Linked DNA regions of Homo sapiens: region 2 is linked to region 1. A link is an interaction called in ENCODE POLR2A ChIA-PET data of the cell type or tissue named here. Cell type or tissue: Panc1. All regions are shown on one strand. Links, peaks and the distances in the headings refer to the core of each region. The heading gives the core; the rest is flanking DNA.

Evidence for each region. Peaks named below come from ENCODE experiments on the same cell type or tissue, not always from the same donor. Only the 100,000 strongest peaks of a DNase experiment are listed, where the experiment ranks them.
Region 2: POLR2A ChIA-PET joins it to region 1 with 9 read pairs; 2 of 35 experiments call an interaction of 5 or more read pairs at or near these places.

The regions. Positions count from the first base shown.
Region 1 is chr15:69,067,016-69,082,605 of GRCh38, reverse strand. LOC124903515 (a long non-coding RNA gene) reads left to right here and starts at 8,387. Exons shown (of 2, transcript XR_007064692.1): 1 at 8,387-11,293; 2 at 12,365-13,937. It overlaps EWSAT1 (Ewing sarcoma associated transcript 1), which reads right to left and starts at 1,756. Exons shown (of 4, transcript NR_026949.1): 1 at 1,230-1,756. In Panc1, for the core only: a CTCF peak has its summit at 8,421; a DNase peak (open chromatin) is centred at 8,035; H3K4me3 peaks cover 1,387 bases; H3K27ac peaks cover 1,229 bases; H3K27me3 peaks cover 222 bases.
Region 2 is chr15:69,012,726-69,028,315 of GRCh38, reverse strand. SPESP1-NOX5 (SPESP1-NOX5 readthrough) reads right to left here. Exons shown (of 17, transcript NR_033672.2): 3 at 1,665-1,788; 4 at 1-101. NOX5 (NADPH oxidase 5) reads right to left here and starts at 13,621. Exons shown (of 16, transcript NM_024505.4): 1 at 13,531-13,621; 2 at 1,665-1,788; 3 at 1-101. The coding sequence starts at 13,580. It also overlaps the pseudogene LOC100422194. RefSeq lists enhancers at 1,760-2,260, 12,013-12,514. In Panc1, for the core only: no CTCF peak of the experiment used is centred there; no DNase peak of the experiment used is centred there; H3K27me3 peaks cover 492 bases.

The DNA.
Region 1 (15,590 bases), core at 3,494-11,493:
TGTTTTTCACAATATCATAAGCACTGCCCCCCAAGTTTTTTTAAAACTCCCTAAAGACTCTATCTTATCTGAGCACGCTTGCAAATGAATTCATACTATTACATTGTAGAGCACAGCCGTGGTTCTGTGATTTTAGGAACAGAGGTCCTTACAGACCAGAAGACCTCATATTATTCTTGCTAAAATAAATCCTTAAGATTTCCCAATAGCTAGCTTAGTAATTGCTGGTAACTTTCCAAAGACATCACTGATAAGGAGCAGCTTCTGTTAGATGATTGGAAATATTGCCCTGGTTTTCAAAACTGTGTGTAGAAGGCACTGAGGCCAGGTTTGGCAGTAACCACATAAGCGGAGTCAAGAAACATATCCTAGGAGGAGACACAGTATCTGGGTCATTGTTTCCACAGCTGTCAGTCTATCCCAGGGAACAGAACTGAAGACATTTCATCCTGGACACAGGCAGGCAGCTGTGTTACTGCACAAGAGTGGACAGACGTGGAGCCAGCACATTCCTAACTTTGAATTCTGATCATCTCTGAGATTGTGTAGCCCTCAGTTCTCAACCCTGGTTGTACATTAAGGGGGGGAAAAAGCCAGTACTCAGGACTTATTACAGACTGATTAAAGAAAAGAATCTGAGTCTCCCCCCTCTGGAGAATCTGAGAGAGAAAGCTCTCTGTTCAATTTTCGTAGTTTGGATGACCTGGAAAGCCTCTATGGAGGCAGAGAGTGGGTTCTATGACCTCTGTTAGGTCCCCTTTCCCTCCCTGTGTTCCTTAGCCAGGACTTGGCAGGAAACCCTGGGATATCAACAGTTCCACAGAGCATTTTGCGCCCAGTTTTCTTGTTTTTATCTTGAGATCTCATCATCAGGGAGACTTGGAGAATAGGCCGGTAATTTTGAAACCACAACTTGGCTTCTGACTGCCTCAGGCCTTCTTGAAAGTTTCCACCAGCCAAGAGTTTCATCCAGATATCTGCAAGGGACCTTCAAGGGAACGGCTGGGAAGCTCATTGTCCCATTAGGACTCCCTATGACCTTCCCAGAGGGCCCAGCCACACAGATGCAGCCTGGAATGTGGCAGGAAGCTGCAGAACAGGCAGGAAGCCCAGCTCCACGTTACATCGCAAGCAGCCTCCAGCAGCCAGCCCTGAAATATCCCGTTTCTTCCTGATCCACCCCCACTCCCAAACACACATCTAACCAGCCAGTAAGATTCAGCAGTTACCTCTGAAACGCGTCTTGGATCTTCTGTCCTAACACCAACTCCCCAGCGCAGGAGCAATCTCCTAACTGGACTTCCAACCTCCAGTCTCTCCACCTCCAGCCCATTCTCCATGCCATGGCCAACATGATCTTACTAATCTAAGATCTTCTGGTTTGAAGATGGCATAAAGTTAGTAACCCTCCCTTCATTTTCTGGAAGTAATCCAAAAGCAAAAAGGACTTGAGCGATAAAAACACAAATTCCATTTTTAGTAAAAGTAGGAGACACCTAAACCACAAAATAGACGGAAGAGTTGCCAAAAGCAATAGAGCTTCAGCAGAGATGTTGCAGGAAGAAATAGAGCAAGGATGCTGTGCTGCAAAGTCTCTGGGACAGCCTGAAAAAGAATCCTCCAGAAGAGGAGGGGCACACCTGGATGCGGAATGCACAGAGCCCTTGTGTGCAGCAGCAGAAAACGGGTGCAGGTGCTGTGGCCTGAGCTCTGCTGGCTCAGGACTCAGACAAGCCATAGTTGTAGGAAATGGTCTGTTTCTGTGGCAACAGGGGAGGAGAGACTTTGCCTCGGGGAATCTTTGCCATTGGTTGGAAAGAATTCAAGGCTCAGTGAATTTACATCAACCCTGGGTCATAAGGAAAATTTAGCCAACCTGGAAGACAATCTTGGCCTCTCTCACACCTGAGGTCCACGGGGAAGAAAAAACATTACCTTCTTCAATAATGAGTAATATATACAAAGTTTTGACAAGAAACAAAGGAGGAAAAAAGAAAAAGCAAACAGCAAACAGCAGGTAAAGAAGATTCATCAAAAAACATTGTCATGGAGCAGATGACAATTTTAACGAGAAAATTAAGAAAACATAGCAAAGTAATTTCCCCCACAAAGAAAACACGCACATGAGAGATGAGGGAAGAGGTAATGAAACAGTGGGAGGAAATGAATCCTGAGCTGCCAGAGCTTGGGGAAGAAGTGAAAGAAAAAAAGAAAACTATCCAACCTTCACTCTTAAAAAATGAAGCCTCAAATCTGAAGCAGTAAAAGGGGAACACATACTGTGGAAACTCAATGAGAGATAGTGAGAGGAATAAGAAAAGGAGGCAAACTAAATGAAAATAAAGAATTAGAAAACAATAGGTACATTTGAAAGGCAAAGAAGAATTAATTTTATATGCATTAAATATGTCTGAAAGGGGCCGGGCATGGTGGCTCACGCCTGTATTCCCAGCACTTTGGGAGGCCGAGGCAGGCGGATCGCTAGAAGTCAGGAGTTCAAGACCAGCCTGGCCAACATGGTGAAACCCCGTCTCTATTAAAAATACAAAAATTAGCTGGCGCGCTGACACACACCTGTAGTCCCAGCTACGGGGAGGCTGAGGCAGGAAAATGACTTGAATCTGGGAGGTGGAGGTTGCAGTGAGCCGAAATCGCGCCACTGTACTCCAGCTTAGGAAACAGAGTGAGACTCCATCTCAAAGAAAAGGAAAACAAAATTCTGAAAGGGCACACAAGAAATTGATAGTATCAGTTGCTTTTAGGGAAGAAAATTGGGTTGGCCGTGAGGTAGGGTGGAAGGGGTGGAAGGAGGGCCAGGGTGGAAGGGAGATTTTTCACTTTTGTGTTTTTTAAAGTTTTGACTTGTATGAACATATTAGCTCATCAAAAACATTCAAATTAAGCAATACACACCCTGCCTCCAACACACACACACTTTCACAATCTGATTTTGTTACTGTCTGTTTAAAACCCTTCCATTGTTCTCATTTCTCTTAAGATAAAAAGCACATATCTAAAAATGGCTTATTAGTAGGGTGATCATATAATTTATTGTCCAACAGGGCACTTAAGATCAAAAAGATGCACTACAGATGTAAACTGGGACTAAGGCCATCTACTTATGAGGCAGGCCATGATCTGGCCCTTGTTTCCATCTCCAGCCTCATCTGTCACCTTCCAGCCCACAGGCTCTAACTGCAGTCTTACTGAGCTATAAGCAGCCACCCTCTTCCCTCCAGACCTCTCAGCACAAGCTGTCCCCTCTTCACAGTACTTTCCTTCTTCCAAGTCTCCCTACACCCTACACCCTACTCTTTGGCTTATTCTGTATATCCTTCGTGTCTGATTTACCTTACTTATTTAATCAGTTCTAAAATGCATGTTCTGGCCAGGCGCAGTAGCTCATGCCTGTAATTGCAGCATTTTGGTAGGTCAGAGTGGGAGGACTGCATGAGCCCAAGAGTTCGAGACTAGCCTGGGCAACATAGTGAGACATCGTCTTTACAAAAAGTTTAAAAAAAATTATGGTTGAGTGCAGTGGCTTATGTCTGTAATCCTAGCACTTTGGGAGGCTGAGGCAGGTGGATCGCTTGAGCTCAGGAGTTTGAGGCCAGCCCGGGCAACATGGCGAAACCCTGTCTCTACCAAAAAAAAAAAAAAAAAAATTAGCTGGGCGTGGTGGCATGTACCTGTAGTCCCAGCTACTAGGGAGGTTGAGATAAGAGGATTGCCTGAGCCTGGCAGGCAAAGGTTGCAGTGAGCTGAGATCGAGCCACTGCACTCCAGCCTGGGCAGCAACAGAATGAGACCTTGTCTCAACAACAACAAAAAAAAAAGTTAAAAAAAAAAATCCGGGCATGGTGGCTCATGCCTATAGTCCCATCTACTCAGGAGGTGGGAGGATCACTTGAGCCCACGAGGTTGAGGCCGCAGTGAGCTGAGATTGCACCACTACACTCCAGCCTGTGTGAGTGACAAAGACAGACCCTGTCTCTCAAAATAAATAAATAAAATAAAATGCACATTCCTCACCTCCCTACCACCCCGTTACATTTTCACATCTCTGAAATTAGAACAGATCTTGATAAAATCCACAACACGTCACGGTTCAATTGGCAGCATTTTTCTTAGTGGTGCATAAATTAATGATGCATCTTTTTTTTTTTTTTTTTTGAGACAGAGTCTCGCTCTGTTGCCCAGGCTGGAGTGCAGTGGCGCGATCTCAGCTCACTGCAACCTCTGCCTCCTGGGTTCACGCCATTCTCCTGCCTCAGCCTCCAGAGTAACCAGGACTACAGGTGCCCGCCACCACGCCCGGCTAATTTTTTGTATTTTTAGTACAGACGGGGTTTCACTGTGTTAGCCAGGATGGTCTCGATCTCCTGACCTCGTGATCCACCCGCCTTGGCCTCCCAAAGTTTTGGGATTACAGGCGTGAGCCACTGCGCCTGGCCAATGATGCATCTTACAACAGAAGGCATCTTGGGTTTGATGACCGGTGTTATCACACTGTACTGTAACTGCCTAGTTCCATAGCTAGCTTTCCACTTGCTGGGAAAGCTAGTCGTTGAGGGCAGGACTGTGTGTTATTTTTCATTGGGCTCCCACTGGCACTTACTGGAAAAATGGTAGTTCCACGATAAACATTTTCTGAATGTGCATGAATAAATGGATGCAGTTTCATCAACTTTTCTGAAAATACTTTGTATCTTTTTCTGCCTAGGCCCTACTTAACTGGTGACATAAAACTTACAATGAAGCAGAAAATTTCAGAAGAAAAATTTGTTTAAGGACAGGGGGTTTACTCTCAGACATTTCTGCACATTTTTCCCCGTCAACATTTCTGGTTTGCTCTGGGTCTTCAGATCTCCTGAAGACTCTCAATGACTGAATGAAGGCAATCAAGTTCCATATAGAAGAAATCTTTGTGTTTTTAAAAGCAGGACTTTAGATCTATAAAAGTGAAATAAAATTATTGTATACATTTGTATTTTCTTTCAAAGTTTCAATCTCACTCTTTTTTTTTTTTTTTTTGAGACAGAGTCTCACTCTGTCCCCCAGGCTGGAGTGCAGTGGCGCAATCTCGGCTCACTGCAAGCTCCGCCTCCCTGGTTCACGCCATTCTCCTGCCTCAGCCTCCCGAATAGCTGGGACTACAGGCGCCCGCCACCGCGCCCGGCTAATTTTTTGTATTTTTTAGTAGAGACAGGGTTTCACCGTGTTAGCCAGGATGGTCTCGATCTCCTGACCTCATGATCCACCCGCCTCGGCCTCCCAAAGTGCTGGGATTACAGGCTTGAGCCACTGCGCCCGGCCCTCAATCTCACTCTTAACTTGGTTCACAAAGCGGAAGTGACAAATACAAAACAGAAATTCATTTATTTATTCAACAAATATCTGCAGAATCCCCACCACTTGCTTGCATTCTTTTCCATACTGAGAACATCCCAGTGAATGAGACAAGGTCCTTTCCCTCTTGGAGCTTACAATCGAATGATGGTTGAGATACAATGATGTACATACAAATTAAAAACATAATATTTCAGAAGCTGTGACTGCAATGATGATATGTGAATATACCATTTTATTACACTTGTGGGTCCCCAGGCTTATCTGATCATAACAACTGCCAGGGAGCTTGTTCAAAATACAGATTCTTGGGCCCCTGCCAGCTCCACTGAATTAAGATCTACAGCAGAGAGGCTGGGGCAAAACTATTCTAGGGAGTGCTCCAGTAATTCTTGTGATCACCTAGGCTGTGTCAGAACTTTTGAACTTTGGCTGCAAGCTAGAATCACATGGAGAGCTGTGAAGATATGTGACACTGGATCCCTTTCCCATCACTTCTGATTTCACCCATCTGGGATGAGTCCTGCATCTGTATTTCAAAGCTCACCAGATGATGCTAGTGGGCAGCCAGGGTTGAGAATGGAGGGCTACACTGCCTCAGGGATGGTTGGAGGTCAGAATTAACAACTTGCTGCCCACTCCTGCTCAGGAATCAGGAATCAGGATCTTGTATGCAGCTGCTTGCCTGTGTCCAAGATTAAATGTCTTTAGCCTACACCCAGGGACAGATGGGCAGCTAACCCAGGTACTGTGTCTTCTGCGTCTGGCTTTATACCTTTGCCTTGGATGTAGCTCCTCCTTGGATGTGTTTCCTGTACAGAGCCAAGTCTGAGAGGTGACCCCTGCTGTAACATTTCAGCTGGGCCTGGCCTCAATACCCAGCTGTGATAACCTGATGCAACACTTCCACTCACCTAGCACAAGCCATTCTCTCTTAGCAGTTTCTTTGGAATGTCCTCAGTGTATAATTTCCATTAGTAACTTCATTTTGAAATCCCATCAAGCCTACCAGCTGCTATGCCAGGAACCCAAAATGCAAACACTCCAACAGTTCCCCTTTTAAGAAAAGAAGAAAATGTTTTCCTTTTTCAGCTCAAAAATTTCCAAAATCATTATGTCACTACACCTGGCCTCTGAGGGGAGAAGGAGAGGAAAACAAGAAGATGAAAACCCCAGAAAACCCTGGCGTGAGAAGCATTGTCATTCTCTTTTCCTACAACCAGCCCCTGAAGTCCCTACCACTCTAATACATTGTATCCTAACTGGGCACAATAGTAGTTTTTTTTTCCCCCCCAGAGGTAGTAGAGTGCTATGGAAAAAACTCAAGTTCAGGCCTTAGTTGGAGATGTGTGACTTCTGTAAGCCTCAGTTTCCCCATTTGTCAGTTTTGTTGTGAGGATTGGAGGAAGCATAACTAAAGCAGTAAGCATGACACCTGCACATAGTAGGTAGCTATGATTGTTATTGCATCCTCTCTGACTTTCGGTATTTTTCTCCTAGAGAAATGATTATGCTGGGATTTTTTTATGTCATTGCTCAATGAGCTGGAAAAGGCAGCCCTGCTGATTAGAATGCTGGTTTGCAGGAAACAGAGTGGTAGTGTTGACATTTGCAAAAAGCTTTCTTGCTAAACTTTAAACACTTGGCAGATCTAATCCTGCTGGCATTGCCTGTTAGTGATATTTCTATGGCTATAACGGACATGCCGATCAGACACCCAGGGAAAGGGCAGGATAATTGGTTTCCCTCAAGTTTCCAGCAAAGTTACGTGGACGCAAAGTCTATTTTAGCATGGAGGGAACTAATGTGTATTGAGTATTACCTGTCTAGCACATTTGGAGGTGCTCAATAAATGCTGAGAAGCTGAAACTGCATAGGCCAGAATGGACTATGCATTTTTATTCTGTGCTATGTGTTTTGCTATGGATAAATGGTTAATTTCAAATATTGATGTATTTTTTTGAGCAAAGGGTGTGTCAGTCCACATGCTAGGTTCTGGGACCATACCTGTAAGCAAAACAGAAAAGGTGTCTCTGCCTTCTGAGCCCTCAGCACAGAGAGGGTGACAGGGAAGAAACGGGAATATTCTCCTACTCTGTGTGCTAAGTCCTGTGATGGAGAAAGCACTGAAGGCATCTAACACAGCCTGGACTGAAAGCTAGGGAAGTGGAAATATATGCTGGCTCTGGAGGGCAATGGGAAACTCAGGGAAGGACTGAGCCTCGGAGGAACTGGAAACAGGTTAGCCGGCCGGTGCAGGAAGAGGAGAGAGGCAAGGTGAGGAGATCCCAACTGGTTTTGCAAACCTTACTGGATCTTCTGTTGGGCAGGCCAGTGTGCTGCAAGGCAAGGGCTTGTCGTTGCTATTAAAATAATTTCACAGAGGAAAATCGGCTTTTTGGTAAAGTTCCATTTAAAGTTGTTTTTTTTTTAATTACATTGATGGAGATAGTGGGTCTTATAATTTTAGGGCCTCCAAAGGTCTTAATCAGGCTCTGATGGTGAGCTCATTAGGGCAATGGGGAGTTATTGAAGCATTAGCAAGAGGGTGGCGAAAACGCCCTCCTTTCTCTTTGTCTCACCACGTTCCTGAGGACCTCTGTTCAGTAAGCGCAAACGGGCAGGCGTGGCTGCGGAGGTGGAGTCCATCCATTTCCTGGTTTTCTGCTCAGCCTGCGGGAAGGGCAGGGAAAGAGTTGGGGACTTGGTTGCTCCCTGGGCTTGGCACACCAGTTCAGCCTTGGCTTCGGGTCCAGGGTCCCCCACCCAAGCTCCCGTCTCTGGGGAAGCCCAGGCAGGGCGAGGACTAGCGCGGTGATCGGGAGGCTGGATCCTGGAGAGACAGGAGCCTGCTTTCCTGCCCCGAGCGGCCACGACCTCGTAGGGTTGCAAACCGAATCAATCCTCTCCGTGCCACCACCTCCAGTATCTTGTTTGTTCTCTGGACTCGATTCCTCCCTTTATGCAAAATCTGCTGGGACCTCCCGCGCCTGGAGACTCCCGGGGCGGCGTGCTGTCCCCACTGGGCGCGCAGCGCAGAGCGCCCCGGGCAGCGAGAGCGCTCCCTGCACCCAGCCCTGCTCCGGGCTCCCCACCGCGGCCCTTTTCTTAGGTTGTAGACACTCCCGCCCCTGCACGTTCCGAAAGCTGCACATCCAGCGGGAAAAGGCGAGAATGGGGTCGGGCAGTTCCCAACGTCCCCCTCCACAGCCCATCTCCGAGCACCCTAGGGGCAATGCCAAGCAAGCGAAAGACCACAGCGAGGCGGTTCCTCGCTGTTACTTTAAAACAAAGTGTGTGTTTTCTATGTTGGGATGTTAAGGAAAAACAAACAGGTAAAATAAGATGCTTGTAGTCACGACTCAGTGGGTAAAATGCTGTTTCTATTTATCTCCTCTTCCTTCCATCTCTGCTATCTGCCTGCCTCTCTCTCTTTTTATGATTTTCTTTGTTTTATCACACAGGGAATATGCAAATGCATTTTCATTGTAAGAAGTTGAAACAATGCAGGAGATTACAAAGTAAAATGTGAACACCATATTGCAACTCGCCACCCCCATTCCACTTTCCTCCACCCTGGTAAAACCACTGCCTGCCATTTGGTATGCGACATTCACTCCTATTCCACGCATTTACAAGTATGTGAAAGTACACATTCGGATATACACAAATATAACATTATTGCATATATGCACATATGTACATGCACACATAACTTTTTTGCAGTTTTATGTCATGGAGACCATACAGTAAGTGTTCTTCAGATTGTCATTTTCATGTACTAATATGTCTTAAGGAGCTGTCAATGACAGAACATACAGGTCTTTTACGCCATAGCTCTCTTTCTAATAGCTGCAAATTCCAAACTGTGGATTTCTCATGGATTATTTAACCTCCCATTATTTACATTTCTGGTGTTTCTTTTTTTAAATTTTTTATTTTCTTTCTCTTTTTTGTCATTACAAACAGGAAGCAATGATTATTGTATTAGTTATTTACTGCTGCCTAACACAATACTCCAAAAAGTAGTGGCTTAAAAGTATAATAAATATTTATAATCACTCACATTTTTTGCCAGTCAGGAATTCACAGCTTCTTGGGTGGGTGGTTTCTGGCTCAGTGTTTTGCATGGGCTTGCAGTCAAGATGTTGACTGAGGCGTCAGTCAAATGAGGCTTGACTAGGCCTGCAGGATCTATTTGCTCTCAGAGCTGGCAAGTGGATGTGGGCTGTTGGTGGCAGCCCTTAGTTTCTCACCCATGTGGGTCTCTCCACAAGGCTAATTGAGTGTCCTCACAACATGGTGGCTGTTTCCATCATAGCCAGTCATTCGAGAGAGCAAAGTAGAAGCATAGGGCCTTTTATGACCTAGCCTCCGAAGTCACACATTGTCACTTTGGCCACATTCTATTCATTAGGAGTAAGTCATTAAGTGTAGCCCTTTTGTGAAGGGAAGGGTATCAAAGAATTTGTGAACATATTTTAAAACCACTAGTATTACCCTTATACATAATCTTTGTGTAGTTGTGTGACTATTTCCTTAGAATACATTTCTAGAACTGGAATTGCTGGGTCTAGCAATATATGCACTTTTAACTTTGATAATTCCTCCTGTTTGTATTAGAAACTGTTCACTGTCCCCCTACTATCCATTTTCTCTTTTCTTCCTTTTAGCAATGAATCTCCTGAGTTTCAGGTGGGTATGAGTTGAGAATATATTTTCCACCCCCCTTGCTACTACATGGGGACGTGTAACTAAGTTATGACTGATGAGAAGCATTGTGTGCAATTTCTGAATCAGGTCCTTAAAATACGCTGTTTGTTGTACTTCTGCTTTCCCCAGGGAGAAATCTATTCAGAGAACAGATGTGGTAGTGGGAGTCAGCTTCCAGCAGGTGATGCAGGTAACACCCCTGGGGATGGTGGTACAATGTACAGAAAGAACCTGTGTCCTTGTATAACCTTGTGGAGCCGAGCCAGCCTTCTTTCCAGGACTTTCTACTAGCTTAGACTTTTGTATGAGAAAAAAATAAAATAAAGCTTTTATCTTGTTTCAGCCACTGTTACTTACTGATGATTTGCCTCCTCGAAAGCCTCCCCAACAATGTATGAGTATCCATTTCCTCCATCCTTGCCCACACTAGATATTATCAATCTTCAAAAAGCTATCAATCTGATGCCCCCCTAACTTATGACTTCATAATCTCCTTCACGTGCTATTGCTAGGGGCAGGGTGAAGGATATTGATATAAAATTCAAGAAAAAAACCTACCACAATCATATTAATAGAAAACACAAAGATATAATCTTGCTTTTGAGAAAGAAACTGCAATTTCAAAAGGACTCATACATCCCCCCATAGACTCTGCATGGATGCTGTGCCTTCCCTCAAAGGCATTACAGACTAACTGGGAAAAGGTATCTGGACATAGAAAACTAGCAGTACAGAGTGGAACAGTCTGGCTGGCTAATTCCTGGTACTGACCCAGGGAGATTGAGAAGGGAGCTGTGATGGAGGACATTTAGCCTCCCAAAGTCAGTGGTTCATGAATTTCGTATGCTATTCGGGTGAGAAGCAGGGAGAACGGAGTGGACTATCTGGGAGAAAGTTGTGGCAAATGCTAAGGGTACAGGCTCTGGAGTTAGACTGTCTACATTCATGTCCCATCCCTGCCACTTCACTCTGTTGGCACATACTTACTGAGTGCCTTCTGCAAGCAAGATACTATTGGTGAGGCTGGGCATTCCACGAGAAACTCTGCTGTAACTGGATCTTCCTTTCAGAGTGCTGAGACAGATGACGACAGGCTGGGCTTCAGTTCCCTCACCTGGAGAGTGATGAGAACACCAGCGCAAAATTCCAGGGCCATTGGGAAGATGGAATGAAATAGTACATGTAATGGCTCGCATCCATAGTGCCTGGAACATAACAAATGCTCGTAAAGGTAGGTGTTATCATTAAGAAAAGCCATGAAGGAGAAAGTCCCTAGAGCCCCCAAGGTTCCTTTCTGTGCCTTCACTGGTGACTCCCATAAACTTTGTTTTAATGCCCCCGATATAGTGTGGATATTTCTCCCCTCCAAATCTCATGTTGAAGTGTGATCCCAGTGTTGGAGGCGGGGGCTGGTGAGAAGTGTTAGGTCACGGGAGTGGGTCCCTCATAAATGGCTTGGTGCCCTCCCTGTGGTAATGAGTGAGTTTTTGCTCTATTAGTTAGAGTGAGATCTGATTGTATAAAAGAGCCTGGCACCTCTTCCTCCCTCTCTTGCTCCCTCTCCTGCCATGTGACCTGCCTACTCCCCCTTTGCCTTCTGCCATGAGTAAAAGCTTCCTGAGGCCTCACCAGAAGCCGAGCAGATGCCAGTGTCATGCTATCCAGCCTGCAGAACCATGAGCCAAATAAACCTCTTTTCTTTATAAACTACCCAGTCTCAGGTATTCCTTTATAGCAATGCAAAATGGACTAATACAACCCCCCCATAGAAAAACTCCTGCTTTCATAAAAGATATCAGTTCTTTCTCACTGAGGTGAAAATGATTGATGTAGTTTGATGCACTACTTCTGTTGCATTTACACTTTAGTGGAGAACATACTGTGTTTGGTTAAATCACAGGGACGAAAGTCTAATTATGAAATTTCAGGCATCAGCAAAGCTAAACCACAGGCATTTGGGCCAATTGAGGGTGCTTCACTGATGCTGCTGAAATAAACATTTTTAGGGAGCTGGCCCAGTCTTCTCTTCCCTTCCCTTCCCTTCCCTCTCTTCCAGTCCCTTCTTATCTCTCCTCTTCTGTCTCTGCTCCCCTGCCTCCCTTTTCTTTCTCTCCCTCCTCTTCCTCCTCTCCTCTGTCTCCTCTCTGTCTTTCCCTTGCTTAAATGGCTATCTAAGTCCCTGATGATTCAATGTGATTACGTTTCCATAGGCAGGTGTGTGTCTTGTTTAGTCACATTAAAAATAAATCACTTGGCCACACGCAGTCGATGCATCAATCTGTTACTTTCCTCTGCTTTCCAGGAACAGATTGCTCAAAAATCAGACGACTGTTGGGTGAAATGCGAGTGGGGAAAGGAGTGAGATGAAGGGAACAGAGCCCTTCCAAACTCGCCCTTCAGCCTTCCTACCCAATCAGAAAGGAAATCAGTCATGCCCACAATCCTGCCAATAACACAGTGTAGCGGCTGCATTCTTTGGACCAATGACAGTGAGCTGTAGAAGAAATCTCATTTGGAGAAGAGATGGGGGCTTGTGTTTACTGAACATCTACTACGAATCAGGCCCTGTGCTTTTTTTTGCATCTGTTCTCTTCTAAAGGGGAATCAGGATCCTGGCTGAGGGACCCTGGACTATTTCACCTTTCAGGATCTCAGTTTCTTTAGACCAAAAACACTAACTCTTATTTTTTTGTTGCACTTTTTTAAAAAAAATTAAACTTTAAGTTCTGGGGTACATGTGCAGAATGTGCAGGTTTGTTACATAGGTATACAAGTGCCATGGTGGTTTGCTGCACCCATCAACCCATCATCTACACTAGATATTTCAACTGATGCTATCCCTCCCCTAGCCCCCCAACCCCAAGACAGGCCCCAGTGTGTGATGTTCCCTTCCCTGTGTCCATGTGTTCTCATTGTTCAGCTCCCACTTATGAGTGAGAACATGTGGTGTTTGGTTTTCTGTTCTTGTGTTAATTTGCTGAGAAAGATGGTTTCCAGCTTCATCCATGTCCCTGCAAAGGACATGAACTCATCCTTTTTAATGGCTGCATAGTATTCCATGGTGCATATCTGCCACATTTTCTTTATCCAGTCTATCATTGATAGGCATAATTCCTATTCTTTAAAAAATTTTTTTTTGTAGAGATGGGGTCTTGGTATGTTTCCCAGGCTGGTCTCAAACTCCTGGGCTCAAGTGATCCTCCCACCTTGGCCTCCCAAAGTTCTGGGATTATAGGTATGAGCCACCACACTAATTCATATTCTAATAATTCTTTCTGGCATCAGGGACAAGTCTTGGGGTTATTCAGACCTAGCTCCACCCTTTTGGGTAAATTACTTATTATCTCTGAGCCTCAGTTTCTTCATCTCTAAAATGGGGATGGGAATCAAGATCAAATGAAAAAATGTATTTAAGACATCTTTTTAAAATGGACAGCTAATAGTGATGGTGTTTAATCTTTCCTTCATAATATGCACATTTTCACCCTCTTAGAGATTTTTTTATATTTTTTACAGGTTGGAATGGTGGTTTTCCAGGTGGTATGAGTATGTGTGAGTGTGAGTGTGTGTGTGTGTGTGTGTGTGTGTGTGTGTGTGTGTGTGTGTGTGTGTGTTCTTTTTATTCTTGATGAAAATAGTCTGAGGAAGAGACAGCTGAGGTTTTTTATAGTAATCTCGTCACTAATGACAACCAGACCCTGGCCTCCATAAATGCTACTGGGCATTCAGTCAAGGGGTAGCTAGTATCCCAAGATGTTCCCTAGCAAATCAGACCTCCCCTAGTGAATCACATCACCCTTGTGTGATCCCCTCCCACACTGAATCTGAGCTGGCCTGTGACTTGCTTTAACCAATAAAGTGTGTTGGAAGTGACACTAAGCTGTTTGTGGTCTAAGTTTTAAAAATCCTCAAATCTTATACTTTTGTGCTTTGGGGATCCTCAAGTCACTATGTAAGAAGTGTGGTCTCTCTGTGCTGGAGAGATCACATAGAACAAGTGGAGAAGGAGAGACCTTGAGAATATATGGATAGAGGAAGACAGGGAGGAAGGGAGGTCCAACTGTCCCAGCTTCACAACTGAGCCAGGCCTCCATCCACCCCCTCAAGGCACCAGCGAAGTGAGTGACTTATCCTGGATACTTCAGCCCAGTAGTCCCCAGATGACCGCAGCCCCAGCTGCTATCATGTGCAACAGAAGAACCACCCAGCTGATCCCAGTCAACCTTTGGACTCATGAGAGATGACAGAATGGTTGTCTTAAGCCATTCACTTTTGCATTGGTGTATTAAAAAGCAACAGATTATTGAAAAAGTCAGCAATATTTTTGAGCTTTCACTATGTACCAAATCATGGATTCTCATTAGGAGATATATAGAGGAACTGCCCGCAACTTCCCTCAGGAACTTAGTTTGGGCAAGAAGATTGTACAAAGGCAAGTATAAAGATTCTAGACATTTACTAATCCACACACACGTGTGTGTTTGGAAGTATGATGTAAACAGACTGTTTAGTGATGGGGTCATTAGGGTTCAGTTAGGGTCAGGAACACTCCTACAGGGAGAGAGTCTTGAGCTGGATTTTGAAGGAAAGGGCAGGTGCCAGTTCAGACAATGGCTGGGGTTGGAAATGGGGGGCATTGACAGCAACATAGCAATAAAATAGGAGCATGTGGAGTGGGAGCTGAGAAACTCAAGTTTGATATCAGCTGGACATAAAAATAATGGGTCTCAAAGGGGATCTTGCCAAGTCAGGTTCTAGGCCTGCAGCAGGGACCTCAGGAAAGCTGGTTATTTCATGATCTTCATTTTCTTCATTCCGTTTGGTAAAAACATAATTTGTGAATGGCAGCATAATCCCTTTATAAATGCCCCTGATTGTGGAGTCTCCTGGGGGAAACTTCCTCTTCAGCACCCATTGGAGGGGGCTCAGAAAGATGTGTTTAAGCTGTTTATAGAGGACCCTTTTAGGCCTCCCCCAAGGACAGCCCCCAAGGGGTGGGGGTTATAAGGGCCCCTCTGTGTGGCTGATGAGAAGCAGAGACATAAGCTAGGGAAGCACAGCCGAGACCAGAGCTAATTGGTTGGTAGTTGGCAGGTTAATGGCTCACATCAGGGATGATGCAAGGCTGTAGCCATATGGCAGGAATGACTTCAGGGTTTTCCTTTCTTTGCTTCTCTCCCTTCCTGGTCTTTGGTGGGGCTTTGAAGCTCTCCAGTCTGGGAAGATCTGGGTCATACTTGAATCCTCAGCTCTGGGAGTCAAGGCAAGGCCAAAAGGTGATGACCTGTACTATGAAATGTGGACTCATAGGAAAATGAGCCATTCTGCCAGTCCCTTGAGGAAGAGGGGTGCAAGTGCAAGTTGGAGGGGGCAAGGGGCAAGTGGTTCCAGCTCTGGGCAGAGAAAGACTGAGGGGTCAGGAAAACAGGTGGCTCATGACAGCATCTTTCTTCAAATTTTAGGGTGGTACCTTAGTTTATGATTCTACCCAGTTTACTCCATTTATAAACTTAGCATATACTGTTATT
Region 2 (15,590 bases), core at 3,941-11,940, 55 kb after region 1:
CCATGGATGAGCAGGGTCAGTGCCTCCTGCAGCTCCTGGAGGGTGATGGTGCCACTTCTATCGGAGTCAAATAGGGCAAAGAATCGCTCTGCAAAGAAGGACTGTGGGCGAGAAGGGTGGAAGACAGCACAACTGTGGCCGCAGGGCCTGGGCTTTGAATTTGTTCACTGTCTCCCTGTGTCTGGGGTGGTGGTGGGGGGGTGCACCACAGAGTGGCGGTATTCAGGCAGAACTCAGGTGCCTGAACACCCATCGTGATCTGCTCTAATGGAAGACCTGTTCCGATCCCTGCAGTAAGGATGGGCTTGGTTTGGACTTCAGGCCCCCTTCAGGCACTGGACTTTGTAATTTGCATGGGCTCTCTGTCCCCTACATACAATCACCCCCATCAGCCTTTAAATCCCAGCCTCTGGGTGGCCCCTTAACCAACATGGGAAAGGGTCAGACAGAGGGTCCTCCTGCAGGCTCCTTCCAGCCCTGTCTCACCCCACTTGGGGTGAGCGCAAGGGATGAGTGAATCTGGGAAGGACTTATAGATTCCACTGGAAGATCTGAGTCCTTTCTTTTGCTTGTTCTTAAGGCTGCCTACATTTTATACTTAAGGCTTGTTCTTAATCACCAGTTCACTCATTCATTCACTGAGCAGTCTTGTACTGTGTAGCCTCTGCCTGCCAGGCCTGGTGTTAGACCCTGGGAGCACAGAAATTAAGAAGACAGGCTTGGATGATGGGTGTCCCAAAGATGCTGTGTCCTGGGATGCTCCCCTCAAGGCAGGGGGAGGACCCTGTGGAGCTCTAGTGTCTGACTTAATAAAACTATGAGGGGTTCACAAGTATGAGGTATAGGCCGAAGTCCGCTGTGGACTGACAAAACTGCCACCTTGCCTTGGCTTTCTTCTTCATCCCCAGGATCCCTGGGTAGTACCTTTATCACTCTCTACCATCCCGAATGCTCTTTGTCTTAAGATGTTTTACACCCTCCCATTTGGATGGGATTGTATCATTAGGGAGAATGGGATTTTTTCCTTCCCCATATTTGCTGTGAAAGGAGGCGTGGCGTTAGAGTTCTTAGTAGTATCCCCAGGACCAGCAGGGGAGGGTCCTTCTGATTCAAGCAGGGCATTCAGATGCTCATCGGCTAGTCCCTGTCAAGGACCAGGCCACTATTCAATGCCAGTCCCAAGGACAGCTAGGAGAGGCTGGCATTTCAGACTCAGTCCTCCCTTCCGTGCTGATGTCTCCTCTGTGTGTCAGGGCATGCAGGCTGTGTGGGGTGGGCAGGGTAGCTATGGAGTCTGGAGGACTGGGAACAGTGTGCCACAGCAGACAGGACTTTAATAGGTATAGACCATTGACAAGCTTATCTTGAGAGGAAGCTTAAGTCAGAGCATCAGCTCTGCCCATGAGCCTAGTGGAAATTGTGAGGTTAATCATATTGCTTAAGATTTGACAAGCTACTGACTTCCAACTTCATGTGTTGAAGACCCAGGAGGCCATGACTATTAAGAGGAATGGGAGGGTGCCATAAACATCCCGCCAGCCCGCTACAAGGTGGAGACCTCAGGAACCCCAGGGAGTTCCCTTTCCCTCCCTGTAAGGGCTATGCCCTGAGAACCAGGCCACATAACGATAAATGCAGGGCTTCCACCTTGGCCCAACACTTGCCTCTTTCACATGCAGAGCTGCTTTGAATTCTTGCAGGCTGATCTCCCCATCTTCTCCTGCAATGGTCTTAAACTGCTGAGTCACCCACCGGAGCCACCTGGCATCCTCCTCGGCACTCATGGTGCTGGGAGGCAAAGGAAACAGGTTTATGGGCTTGGGGTGGCCAAAGCCTTATGAGGTCTCATGGTGGTCCCAGGGCCTCTGCCTTGCTCTAACTAGGGCCCTGAGCCTCCCTGAGTTGAATCGGGTCAATCAGTTCTGGCTGTGGATTGGAGCTTCCCACAGCCGTTTCTCCTCCTCCCTATGCCTCAGTCTCTTCCTCTTATCCTGAGTTGGCTGGCCCAGGCTTGCTTCTCTTTAGGTTCTGAAATGACAGGGCCCGAGTGAGGTGGACCCACACTGTGGGGATCAGGTCAGAGAGTGGCATGCTGCGACTGCATTAATTAACATCATGACAATGACTTTCCATCTTGCCTTTACACAGATCTTTACTGCTTTCCAAATATTTCCCACCACCACTACTTCCTTTGGTCTCTCTGACAGCCTGGTGGGCCAGGACATTTTGCAGAGAAGAAATAGGCTCAGAGCAATTAGGTAACTTAGCTAAATGTATTCAGCAAGTTAGAGACAGAGTTCAAATTCAAGTCCAGTGTTTTTTTCCATTCTGCCCCAAAGCCTCCACCCTCTGCTTAAATGCTTGTGATACAAGATGGATCAAGCCAGGATTCAGCCCTCAGGTCTTAACTCTTCAGGCCCAGGTTGTCTTCTATGATGTCACCAGGGTATTGGCTGTCTAAAACCCTCACAGATGGGCTGTCTGTACTATGATCTAAACAGAGGTGAGTGATGAAATTAGGACACTTCCCTAGCATTAGGACCCAGGAAACCAAAATTGAGGCAGTGAGTGAGGAGTTACAGATTCTTGTTGCTGTAAATGACTCCCTGGGAGAATGGCCTTGTCTATAGCTCATGAGTGTAACATAACCCTAAATGACTTAGCTACAGTAATCCTCATTCTTTGTGGATTTTGTATTTGCAAACCTGCCTACTTCCTAAAATTGATGTGTAACCCCTGAATCAGTACTCACAGCCCATCCGTAGTCATCTGTGGACATGCACAGAGCAGTGGAAACTGAGTCACCCAATGGCTTGCTCCCCACTGAGGCTGAGCAAGGCGACGATGCCTGCCTTCTTGTTTCAGCTCTCAGACAGTGAGTGTCCTTTTCATGATCTATCTAGTACTACATTTTTCACATTTTTGTGCTTTTTGTTGGTGTTTTCACTGTTTAAAACGGCTCCCAACCATAATGTTGCGGTGCTCTCTAGCATTTCTAAGCGAGCAAAGGCTGTACTGTGCAGTATGGAGGAAATACGTGTTAGGAAAGCTTCATTCAGGAACAAGTGACAGTGCTGTTGGCCATGAGTTCAATGTCAACGAATCAACAATACATATTTTAAAGGTGTCTTTAAATAGAAACACACATAAAACAAGGCAACTTATTGATCGTTTGACAAAAATATTGTGCCCTGAGGCTCACATGAGCCTAACTCTATATTTCCTTCTAAGAACAATGGTTCTGAATTCGCTAATTCAGCGTTTGCAGTGACTTTATAGAACATAAATGAGAATTGATTTTATTTTTAAAGACTAAATAAATATTAAAAATAAATGTAATAGTTTTCACATAAGCAACTAGACAAAGAATGAAATACATATCACACACATGTAAGTACATACTACTAAATATAAAGTCAGAAATTAAGGTATTAGAAAACCAAAAAAAGTCAAAATGATACATTTATTTCAATTATGGAAATGGTTTTACAGATGTATGCATATAATACTTCTCCCTTATCTGTGGGGGGATACTTTTTAAGCCCCTTAGTGGATGCCTGAAACTGCAAATAGTAGCAAACCCTATATAGACTATGTGTTTCCTATATAATACATACTTATGATAAAGTTTAATTTGTAAATTAGCTACAGTAAGAAATTAACAATAACTAGTAATAAAATAGAACAATTATAACAATATATAACAATATACTGTAATACAAGTTAAGTAAATGTGGTCTCTCTGAAAATATGTGGTTTTACTGTACTAACCCTTCTTCTTCTTGAGATCTGTGGATCTGATAACCGAGACAGCGACTAAGTGACTGAGGGATGGGCAGCGTGTATAGTGTGGATTCACTGAACCAAGGTGGGACAGAGCAGAAAGGCTCAAGATTTCATCAGGCTACTCAGAATGGCTGCAATTTAAAACCTATGAACTGTTGATTCTAGAATTTTTCATTGGGTATTTTTGACCTTGGTTGACCATGGGCAACAAACCATAGAAAGTGAAACCATGTGTAACAGGGCTGTACTGTCTCTCGACACTCATCAAATTATTCTTTTCCTTTTTATTTTTTAAAAATTATGGTCTCATTTTTTATGTGAGGACACATCATAGTAAATTAAAGGGAAATGTAAGAATATTTTAAAAGAAATAACAATTTTAGGTAGGCAAATCAGGAAGATAACCATACAAGCCACGGTTATATGATTCTTCCACAAGCCCCAGGGTAAGACATTGATGGCTGGTTTATCAAATATTCCTTGCCAGTACATATTGGGGAGCCACAGTATTGTTTACTATTTCACGGAGTCCTGGGCAGAAGTTTTGTTCCAAAAATTCGTTAGGCAGCAAAGCTGTAAAACTGGAATGCTGAAGTACTTAAACCATAACAGCCAAGATGCAATGGTTGCGAGATTTACTAATAGACCTGAAAAAACCATTATAAATACAAAAGAGATGGTCAGGAGAAGCATTGCTATGGAAACCACACTGACCTGCTGCTATGGCCAGTGCTAAATAAGTCACCATCATGAGGGAAAACATCATGATGATGAAGGTGTCCACCTTTGTCTTTAATCCTAACAAGATTAGGATTATTATACAGCATTATTTTTATAATGCACGTATTATTATAGAGGTAAATATAATGCTTGGTAACATCTTCCTGGTAGTAAATTAGATAACAGTTTTCCAAAGAAATAAGATGACACTCTGTAGTATCCACTAATATATTTGTGTATAAAGATCTTCTCTAGCACAAAGAGCTCTATGACCGACACACTGCTGAAACACCAGCTGGTGGTCAAGAAGACAACCCTGGCTCTATTCGGGATTTCAGTAGAATCATTTTTTAGCCCAAAGTAAATGGCACCTATAATCAGCCTCAGTATGGTTGTGACAATTACCTGAGCTATAGAGGCCTGGGATTTACCCAGCAGGTTTTTGAATAAATGCATGGAAACCCATCTGAGAGAATGAAGTGGCATTAGGTGATCTTGAAAGCTGAGATCCTCTTCTTTTTCTTACCCTCTGAGAGTTGATCTAATTCAGCTTTTGTTTCTCTGTTGAAGGAGGAGTTGACATAAAACTCAGCTAATTTTTCTGTGAGTGACTTATCTCTCTTAGCGGTCTCTACAGTCTCCGTGGCTTCAGTCTTCTTCCTCTCTGTTTAATACCACAGCAGTGAATCTCCATTAATGACACCCAGGAAGAAGTCTGCAGGGTTATTATTGAACTCACAGTGGTAACCAGTTGATGCAAAGTACCCCAAGCCCTCTTAAGCAGGCCCATGGAACATTCCTCTTTGTGAGGCCATTAAGGTGAGGCTATCAAACAACTTGAAGATGGAATACCAAGGCTGGTGAATGGGAAGAAGATGATTGTTCGTCCCTACTTAGACATCCTTTTCAGGAGCAAAAAGGTCAGCATTTGCTGTGCTTGAGTCCAGTCCAGTTGTGGGCTCATCCAGGAACAAGATGAGAGGATCAGTAATAGGCTCCATTCCTATATTAGTCCTGTTTCTTTTTCCTTCTGACACACTGCAGATGAATTGAATTCTAACCTTGAAATCTGCTGCTTTATCCAGACCTAACTCTTGAATGACCATATTTATCTATTCATTTTTTTTTCACAATTCATCACAGTTGTTGGAAGCTGAAGAGCTTCTGAGAACTGTAAATGTTCTCTCACTGTTGGGGTACTCATCATGACATCATCCTGTACCATGTAACCTGAATTACATTTGAAATTGGCAGGTTGAGGTGCTGTGTTTATCAGAACATCTCCAGATAATACATGTGGGTCTTTCCTTGAAACTAAGACATCTAATAATGCCTCCACTTGCGGGTCCCAGAATGGCATTGAGGCCAGGTTTCACGATCCCATTGATATTCAATTGTATTTCTTTCTCAACTGGTTTTTGACCATGTAGAAAGCTGCTCTTCACTTTTTCTTGATAACAGATGTTATGAAAGCACAGCTCTTTCAGTAAATGCTTTCAGGTCTTTGAGGTCACCTTGGGTAAGCCATTGGTGTTTCCTTGTGACATTGGGATAAAAACTTCGACATTATTGGAAGACATCTGGAGAGTTTCTGCCTTTCTTTCCAGACACACACTCTCAGCGCAAATGGCTTTCACTATTTACTCACTCTGCTTAATAGCACTTGGGTTTAACCAAAGTTTCCAATCTCAGGATCCATGTGCTCAGAGGCAGAACACTGACAATCATTGATATAAATGTTGAGATGAGTCAGCTGGACCTTCCAAACAAACCCTAAAGAAGCAGCTTCCACTTAATAATGCCACCAAGCATGTGCACTGTGCTTTCTAAATCATGAAGAGCTTTCACAAATTCTCCCAGGCTCCTCTCTAGGCTGCCACCTTCCATGTCAAAATATCCATTTTAAATATGCAGATTATGGCACATCATTTATGCCTCAATATAGTGAAAAACAAGTTGGTTCTTTTAAAAAACTAAGAAGAAAAGCATGATTAAGGATAAAAGAGAGAATAAAACCCCCAAATATACATTAATACTGAGAAAGGCAATAGAATTACAGATAAGGAAAGGGCTACTGAAATACAAGAGTACTGTGTGCAAATGTTTGGTGGATTTAAGAGAAATGAATTAGCTCCCAAAGAAGGTAACAATCTGAATGGACCAATAATTATTTAAGAATTCAAAATGACAGTTAGGCTAGGTGCGGTGGCTCACACCTATAATCCCAGCACTTTGGGAGGCCAAGGCAGGTGGATCATGAGGTCAAGAGATTGAGACCATCCTGGCCAACATGGTGAAACCCCATCTCTACTAAAAATACAAAAATTAGCTGGGCGTGGTGGCACATGCCTGTAGTCCCAGCTACTGGGGAGGCTGAGGCAGGAGAATCACTTGAACCCAGGAGGCAGAGGTTGCAGTGAGTTGAGATCACAGATGCTGTCTCAAAAAAAAAAAAAAAAAGAATTCAAAAGGGCAGTTAAATGTCAACCATTGAAAATAATGTCAGGGCCAGCTTGTTTTTAGAGCTGAGTTCTATCTAATCTTCAAAGAATGATAAACCCAATGGTAAACCATCTTAGATCATAGAAAGAGATAGTAAGATTCCCAATTCATTTTACAAAGCAAGCTTTACCCAAATCCAATGAAAAGAGCATATGAAAAGGAAATTCTATACAAGTTTAACTTATACAAAGCTTTAACTAAAATATAACTGAATTAAATCTAGAAGGTCACTTTAAAAAAAAAACAAACCCAACCTTAGTTTAGTTAGTTAGAACCTAATTAGTTAGTTAGAACTTAGTTTAGTAATGTAAGGATGGTTCATTATTAAGACGCCTATCAACGTAATTTTTGATATCAACAAATTAAAGAAGAAAAATAGTTTTTATTATGTCAATAAATGCTAAGGAAGCACCTGATAAAGTTCAAAATTCATTCTTAATTAAAACTATAAGAAAAATGGGAGGAAATTACCTAGTTTACAAACTAGTAATTTTCTCTCTTGTTCTATGATATTTGCAATGTTTATTTAGTTTCTCTAGTTTAATGCATTAAATTCAATCTCCAAATACTAGGTATTAGTGATGGCTAGTTTCTGGGCTCAAGGGAAACAGACCAAAATCAATGATCTATATCTATCTATATTTATATGCATATAAAAATTGATATCTATATATATATATTCATATTTATTTACATCTTTACCATCTATCTTATTAGCCAAAGCAGTTACAAATGGAAATTTTAAAAAATTGTATTTATAATTGTTATTAAAAGTTGGATAATTAAATAAATGCTTTTGGCAAAATGTCTACACAGAATAAAATAATTAGATAACTACAGTATACTATTTTATTTACATTTTCTGATCAAATTATAAATGCCTAAATGTAAAAATAAATAAAATAATGAGAATTAGCAGAAATTATAGGAAATTTGTATCATCTTTAAGTAGGGGCACAAGATAGGGATCCCAAAAACATTAAGGAAAATGATCTGTAGATCTGCATATGTAAAAATTAATTTCTGCATGACAGAAGACAACAAATTCAAAAGGCAATAGGCTGAAGGAAAATATTTGCAATAAGCATGATGGAATGGTCACACCTGTTATAAAATAACAACAACTAAAAGGGCAACAATAACAGTAAATGCTTTTATTAGGTATTGATAAATTGCAGCTGTGTTAGTGTTCTTTTAACATAGAAGTCCTATAGGTTTGACAGAAGCAAAAACAAACAAACAGAAACCAGCAATGGAAAGTAGCAAAAGATATAAAAGGACAATTCATAAGAGAGAACTTATATTGGTTGATAAACATTTGAAAAGATGTTCAATTCACTTCTCATGCCTGGGGAAATGGGATTTATAACAATTATATCTTTTGTAGTTGGGGGAAGTGGTATCAGAATGCCAAAAATCAAAAGATTGGTAATATCCAATATAAACAGTGCTGGTGAGAACATGAATTGTACTATCTTTCAGGCAATTCAATTTTTAGGAATGTATCCTACAAAAATAAAAGTGTTACTGCATAATGGCCCATATCCATCATCCACCACTGTGTACTAGATTGCCATTCAAAACAGCTAAGCCCGCCCACGTTATCTATAATAGGTGTGAATTGATTTGAATAAATACAGTAGCACTGTGTGGAAGGGAATCATCAGGCTGTCAGCACTGGTCCTTAAAGAGGCAGGACTGGAGGGGAGAAAGAGGATTTCAGTTCTGTATTGCTTTACGCCTCAGTATGATTGATCTGATGGTATCCATGAGCATACACCATTCTTGTGATAATCTTTGAAAACTCTTCATTTTGAGATAATTATGGATTCACATACAGGTATGAGCCATAATGTAGAGATTTCTTTATTCCGTTTCTCCCAATTGTAATATCTCACAAAATTGTAGTACAATATCACAAAGAGGATACTGACATTGATAGAGTCAAGATACAGAACTTTCCACCACAAGACTCTCTCAAGTTGCCGGTTCACAGCCACACCTACATCCCTCCCTGCCCCCTTCCATGGCAGGTGGGCAGTGGGCAAAGTCCTGACTCTCCACTGGGCCTCCTCTGACCATCCCAGTCGGGAGGAGGAGGGAGTACCTCGTTACTGCCGGGTATGACAATTAAAAAGCAAGCAAGGCCGGGGGTGGTGGCTCATGCCTGTAATCCTAATACACTGGGAGGCTGAGGCAGGAGGACTGCTTGAGTTAAGGAGTTTGAGACCAGCCTGCGCAACATAGTGAAACCTCATCTCTACAAAAATTTAAAAAATTAGCCAGGCATGATAGCATGCACCTGTGATCCCAGCTACTCTAGCAGCTGAGGTGGGAGGATGGCTTGAGCCTAGAAGGTCGAAGCTAAAGTGAACTTTAATCACACCATTGCACTCCAGCCTGGGCAACAGAGAACCCATCCCTTATAACATAATAAAATATAAAATAGAATAGAATAGAGCAAACAAAAAATCCCTCTCCATCCCCTGACCTTTAATCCTGTGCCATCAGTGAGCTCTGGCCCGGGATGTGGCTCCCCAGGGCAGCTTCTCCAAAAGGTGATATCAAGGGTGTTACTGGCCTCTTATCCCCCAGCAAATTAATACCTTAGTAAAACAAACATTTTACACGGCACAACCTCATCCCAGAACACACCTGTGAGGCAAGTGGCTCAACAGGTACAGCCCACTGATCAGATGAGAATCCGCCCTCTGAAGCACGGTTCCCAGCTTTGGGCGTCCAGTAACACAAAAGAGTCTTGTGGGGGTGGGGGTGGGGGTGGTCCTCACTTGGTGGGAGAGGTGCACTGTCAGCATCTCCCTAGGTTGTGTCCCAGCTAACTGTAATTCCCTATCAGAGCAGCGTTTTCTAGGTTAAAATAAGGGCTTATGGAGACCAAGCTTTCATCATTCAGGTAAAGCCTCCACGTAGCAGGCTTCAAAGACAACAGAGTGTAAATGTTTCTTATCAGACTTAAAGAGTCTGTTGCTGGCTCACACCAACTCCGCCAGCTGCCTCTCACCTGCCTGAGCAAGTACCCGGTCCCCAGGCCTGGCCCTGCAGCCTCCTTGCCCATTCTCCCTGCCAATCCCTAGGAATCCCACCTGCTGCTTGTTCCTCTTTCTCTGAAACCCAAATGGGAGTTGGAGTTTCCCTAGGATGCCTGAGCAACCGGCGCCTCTGGGGCTCCATGAGTGCGGTCCGGTCCATGGACCGCCCACAATTGCATCATCTCAAGAGTTGAAAGTGCACATTCTCTGCAGCCCCAGATCTTCAGGACCAGAAGCTCTGAGGTTTGGGCCCTGGGAGTGTGAATTCTAGCAAGCATTCTCAGAGCCGCTGGTATTACTGAGTGAAAAGAAACCCTCAGACAGCACTTCCATGGTTTTCTAAAGTGCCTCGTGCCTGCTGGGTGATCCTGTGCCAGTTATTTGACCTCTGTTTCTCTGTTTGACCTCTTTATAGGCATGTGTCTTATGCTATATATGTGTGGCATGTATTTGAGTGTGTGTGTGTGTGTGTGTGTGTGTGTATAAAATATATCAACAAAGAGTCAAACTATAAAATACTTGAAGATACTTACTCTGAGCCAAATACGAGTGACCAATGGCCTGTGACACAGCCCTCAAGCTATCCTGAGAACATATACCCAAGGCTGTTGGGTCACAACTTGGTTTTGTACATTTTAGCAAGACATAAAACATCAATCAATACATGTAAGTTGTACATTGGTTCTGTCCGGAAAGGTGGGACAGCTGGAAGCAGGGGCTTCCGGGTCGTAGGTAGATTCAAAGATTTTTCTGATTGGCAATTGGTTAAAAGAATTAAGTTTTTGTCTAAAGACTTAGGAACGTCTGGCCGGCCGCAGTGGCTCATGCCTGTAATCCCAGTACTTTGGGGGGCCGAGGCAGATGGATCACTTGAGGTCAGGAGTTCGAGACCAGCCTGTTCAACATGGCAAAACCCCATTTCTACTAAAAATACAAAAATTAGCCTGGTGTGGTGGCATGCACCTGTAATCCCAACTACTTGGGAGGCTGAGGCATGAGAACTGCTTGAGCCCAGGAGGTGGAGGTTGTAGTGAGCCAAGATCACGCCACTGCACTCCAGCCTGGGTGACAGAGTGAGGCTCTGTCTCAGAAAATAAATAAATAAATAAATAAATAAATACTTAGAAATTTCTATGTTAAAATAAGGGGTTATGGAGACCAAGGTTTCGTCATTCAGGTAAAGCCTCCAGGTAGCAGGCTTCAAAGACAATAGAGTATAAATGTTTCTCATCAGACTTAAAGGGTCTGTTCTATCAGTAATCCCACAAGGGAGGAGAGTATAATGAGGCATGTCTGGTCCCTCCTTCCCATGATGGCCTGAACTAGTTTTTCAGGCTAACTTTGGAATGCCCTTTGCTGAGAGGAGGGGTCCATTCAGATGGCTGAGGGGATTAGATTTTTATTTTTGGTTTACAAATATATGTTTTAGTGTGTGTATGTATGTATGTATATATATATATGCATATGTCATATATGCTTTAGTGTGTGTGTGTATGTGTGTGTGTGCATGCATGCTTCAGTTTCCTCATTTATTAAAAGCGTTAGTGATAGCTCACCTTGCAGAGTTGTGACAGGGCATAGGATGTCTGTCTAGCACATGATGATTAGGTATGTACACCTTTCTCTTCTCTTTTTCATGCCTATTAACTCACGTCACTTTCCAAGTCAGCAAGTCCTAGATGGATTCCCATTTCCCACAGGGAGCACAGACAGATGTCCTCTCAGGGCCCCTGCATTGACTTGGGGCAGAGCCAGGCCTAAGTCCCAGGCTTCAGACTCCTCAGGTTCTTCTTGCGGACCACCTGTCTAGGTTCTCACTCTCTCCTCGCCTATAAATGTGTGGTCCTAGTAAGTCACTGGAGCTGCAGGCAGCAAGGAGGGTGCTCCAGGCAGCCCCTGCCAGAGGCCAGTCCAAAGCTCCCAGGGCCCAACTCACTGTGGAGGAGGGGGGTGAGATGAGGCATGGAGAGAACCTGTAGCTGGGAGTGTCAAGGGCCAGGGCAATGCCCCCACCCAGCCTCCCACTGAGATAGGCCAGCTCCTGCACGCTCCCAAGGCAGGGGCTCCAGGCCCTCCAGTGTGCCAGCCACTTTATTTAGTATATTGGCCCCTTCTGTCTTTGGTGCAGCCCAGTGAGGTAGGTATTATTACTATCCCTGTGTACCAGAAGCAGCCCACAGCTGGAAAAGAGGAAGAGAGCTTCGCATCAGACCTTCTCATCCCTCGTGGCTTCAACATCAGCCAAGGAGCCTCTTTTAAGAGCTTCCTAGGTTTTTTCACACCAGCCCCAGAGAACCACTGTCCTGGGCCCAGCCCCACACACTTCTCCCCACCCCCGACCCAACAATGACTCTGCTTCGACCTTCACTGATGGGCGTTCACTGCCTGTGCAGACTCCAAGCTTCGAGTGCCTGCTTCTCATGTCCCTGAGCTGAAGCCGCCTTCCCATCACTGCCCCCCCAAAGACATTCACACCTCCCACTGACTTATAGCCACCCTTTGGTGGTTTCAAGGCAGCCCTCCACGGCCCAAAAGAGCACTCACCTAATGACTAGTGGTTCCCAAACTGCAATATGTTCTTGCCAGAAACATGAGAGTTTGTAAAAATGTGCATTCTGACTCGCCAACCTTGGTGGGGAGGAGGCAGGAATCTGCACATTTCACCTGCACCCCGGATCTTGTGACCCACGCATGGGTGACCCACCCATGCACCTGGAGAAATGCTGCCCTAGGGGTTAAACAGCCTCCACTTTCTTCATCTCTCGGGACCCTCGGGAAGGCATTCCACAAAGCAGAGAGAATTCTGGAAAAAGGGCTGCATGCAAGTGCTAACGCAGGGAAGGCAGGGAGGAGGTATCTGCTGTTCACCTCCCACTTTTCAGAAACAAGATCAGTGTGGTGGGCCTGTGCAAGGGGAGAGGTAACTCTGGGAAGGGGCTGAGAAGAGACTGGGACAGCCAGAGTGATCTAGGTGGTGAGGGAATAGGGTGGGAAGGAAGGTAACACTGTAGGTAGCAGGAAGGAGCGGGAATCTTCAGATTTCAGAGCTCAAGGGGAACAATGTGCTCACCAGAGGCCAGAATTTACCCCAGGAGACCAGGATTTTAGGTCCAGCCTTGCTTTGCACCAGCTGAATGACCAGCCCACAAGCATCTCTCCAACAAAGGGCTATGAGGACCAAATGAGATGCTGTTTGGAAAAGTACAACTGGAAAGCATTGTACAAATGCTGGGTATTGCTATTACACTGACTTGGCCAGTTCTTTATTTTACAGATGAGAAAACAGACCCAGAGAGGGCTGGTGACTTATCCAAGATTGCCCAGCTTGCTAGTAGCAAGGCAAGAATAGAGCTCAGATCTTCTGATTTCTGCCCAAGGCAGACACAGTTACCTTTTGTAGATCCCACAAAGGCAAATAATCCCACCTTTCCCTTGTCCCTGGCATGGAAAGCTGGACAAATGAGCCACTCACCCTCTACAGCCTTCAGGGCCCGTCTGGGCTGGGTCTCCAGATGTGTTCATCTTCTCCTGTCTTCTAGATCACAGGTCCCAGAAAGACTGCTGTCCATTGAGCTGCCTGCACTGTGTAGCCACCCCCCTGACTCCTCCTCTTCCTGACTCCTAAAGACCTGCTCACACCCACAGTCCCTCATAAAACTGGTGGCTGAGTTGGTCTAGAAAAATCCCAACCAGGAAGCATGGAATGCAATGGGGCAAGAGTTTTATTAGGAAGGATGAGCTGTCTTCCATCTGGCCCAGTATCTTCTCTTTCCTTTCCTCAAAAATACTATGGTGAAGCTAGGTTATCTAGGAACATACTGTGAAAAAAATCACCAACAACTCCAGGCAGGCCCTGCTTATAAGTCAAGCAAGACTTCGCCAATAACAATAATATCAATTATCAACAAAAATGTTTAAGCACTTACTCTGAGCCATGCACTGTGCTAAGAACTTTGCACGTATTGCTCAGTTTAATTCGTAACACAGCCCTATCTGGTGGGTGTTGGCATCATTCTATTGATTAGGGAAGTGAAACAGAGAGGTGAAGTAATGTGTCCAGTGGGCTCAGCACAAATTTTACAACTACATTGGGCTGACTGTGGAGATTGTATAGTTAACCACCCATGGAGCTATACTCAGTCTCAACATATTGTGTACAACTATATTGAAACAGTCACCTGCAGAGGTTCCTAGCCCATAGAGCCTAGGGAAAAAAGTGGGACCTGCAAGCTATTTTGTTTTAAACTTAAGGGAAATTGTATAATTACTTAGGTAATACTGCTCTGCGATTAAAATTCAAAGTGTTTATACTTTTTGTTTTGCCTGGAAAGAGATCAGCTTTGGCTGATAACCCTGGCCATCTGGTGCAGATTGGGATGTCCTAGTGGTGATTTTAGATGTCTCTGGTTAATTTCCAAAATCAGGGAAATGATTAGTTATCATTATGGTTTTGTTTTAAAGCAGAGTGCTACAAGAAATTTCTCCCAGTATGTGGCTCATGGTGGGGGTACCCTAAAGGGATCCTTTGGTGCTGGCCATGTCAAGTCTTCTGAACCAGCAGGGGCTCACTGGAAGCCTCTTTGCTGTCACTCACATATTTTTCTACCCACAGATTCAGCCAGTTCTCATTTGTTTGGGGCCAGTCCCAAGACAAGTTCTACAGAATTTCAGTGATCTTTTGGTAATCTCTGGAAATGGGGTGCTCCCATGCCTGGAGAGCAGCAATTTTGGAGGCTACTTTGACTGTTTCAATAGTTTTCCTGGCAAAGTAAAGAGAGAAATACAAACACATTTCATTAAATCAGTTCAGGAATAATATGTAGGAAACAGAAAATTCTTTTGAGGAAATAAGCCAAGCAGTAAATATGAATTATACTTTCAAGTTATGGCCAGTTAAGGGAAAAAAGCAAGAATGAGAAGATGTGAGACAGAGCTGCCGGTACCCACTGTAATTGTAACTATCTGTGTGTGTCTCTTTCTGTCCCTCTGGACTGTGAGCCCCTAAAGGCAAGATCTGTGCCTCATTAGTTTTGAATCCCAGGAAACTAGCACAGTGCTCACTATATCATGGGCATTCCATGTATGTTTGTGGAATGAATAAACCTGCCTCAATTCAACAAATACTTAGGAAACACTATATCCAGGCCCTGATTGTATACACAGAGACAAGTAAGATAATCCAGCATGGTAAATGAAGATACAGAAGTGTGTTGTGAGACAGCATTGGGAAGGGAGAACCGAGGAGACTTCCCAGTGAAAGTGACTGATCTGTAGTGGGTTTTAGAACATGAGTAGGAGTTTGCCAGGTGGAAACGGAAAAGGACATTCTGGGCAGCTAGAAGATCGTGTAGAAAGGCATGAAATGAGAATGCATTCTGTGTCCTGGGAACTATAAGCAGTTCAGGTAATGACCTGGAGACGCACACATTTGAAAGCAGAACTGGAGCAGGGAGCAGGAGTCAGGTCATGACAAATTTGGCAGGAAGAGAGCTAAAGGCCTAGGATTACCTAGGAGCTAGGAAGCCAGTAAGC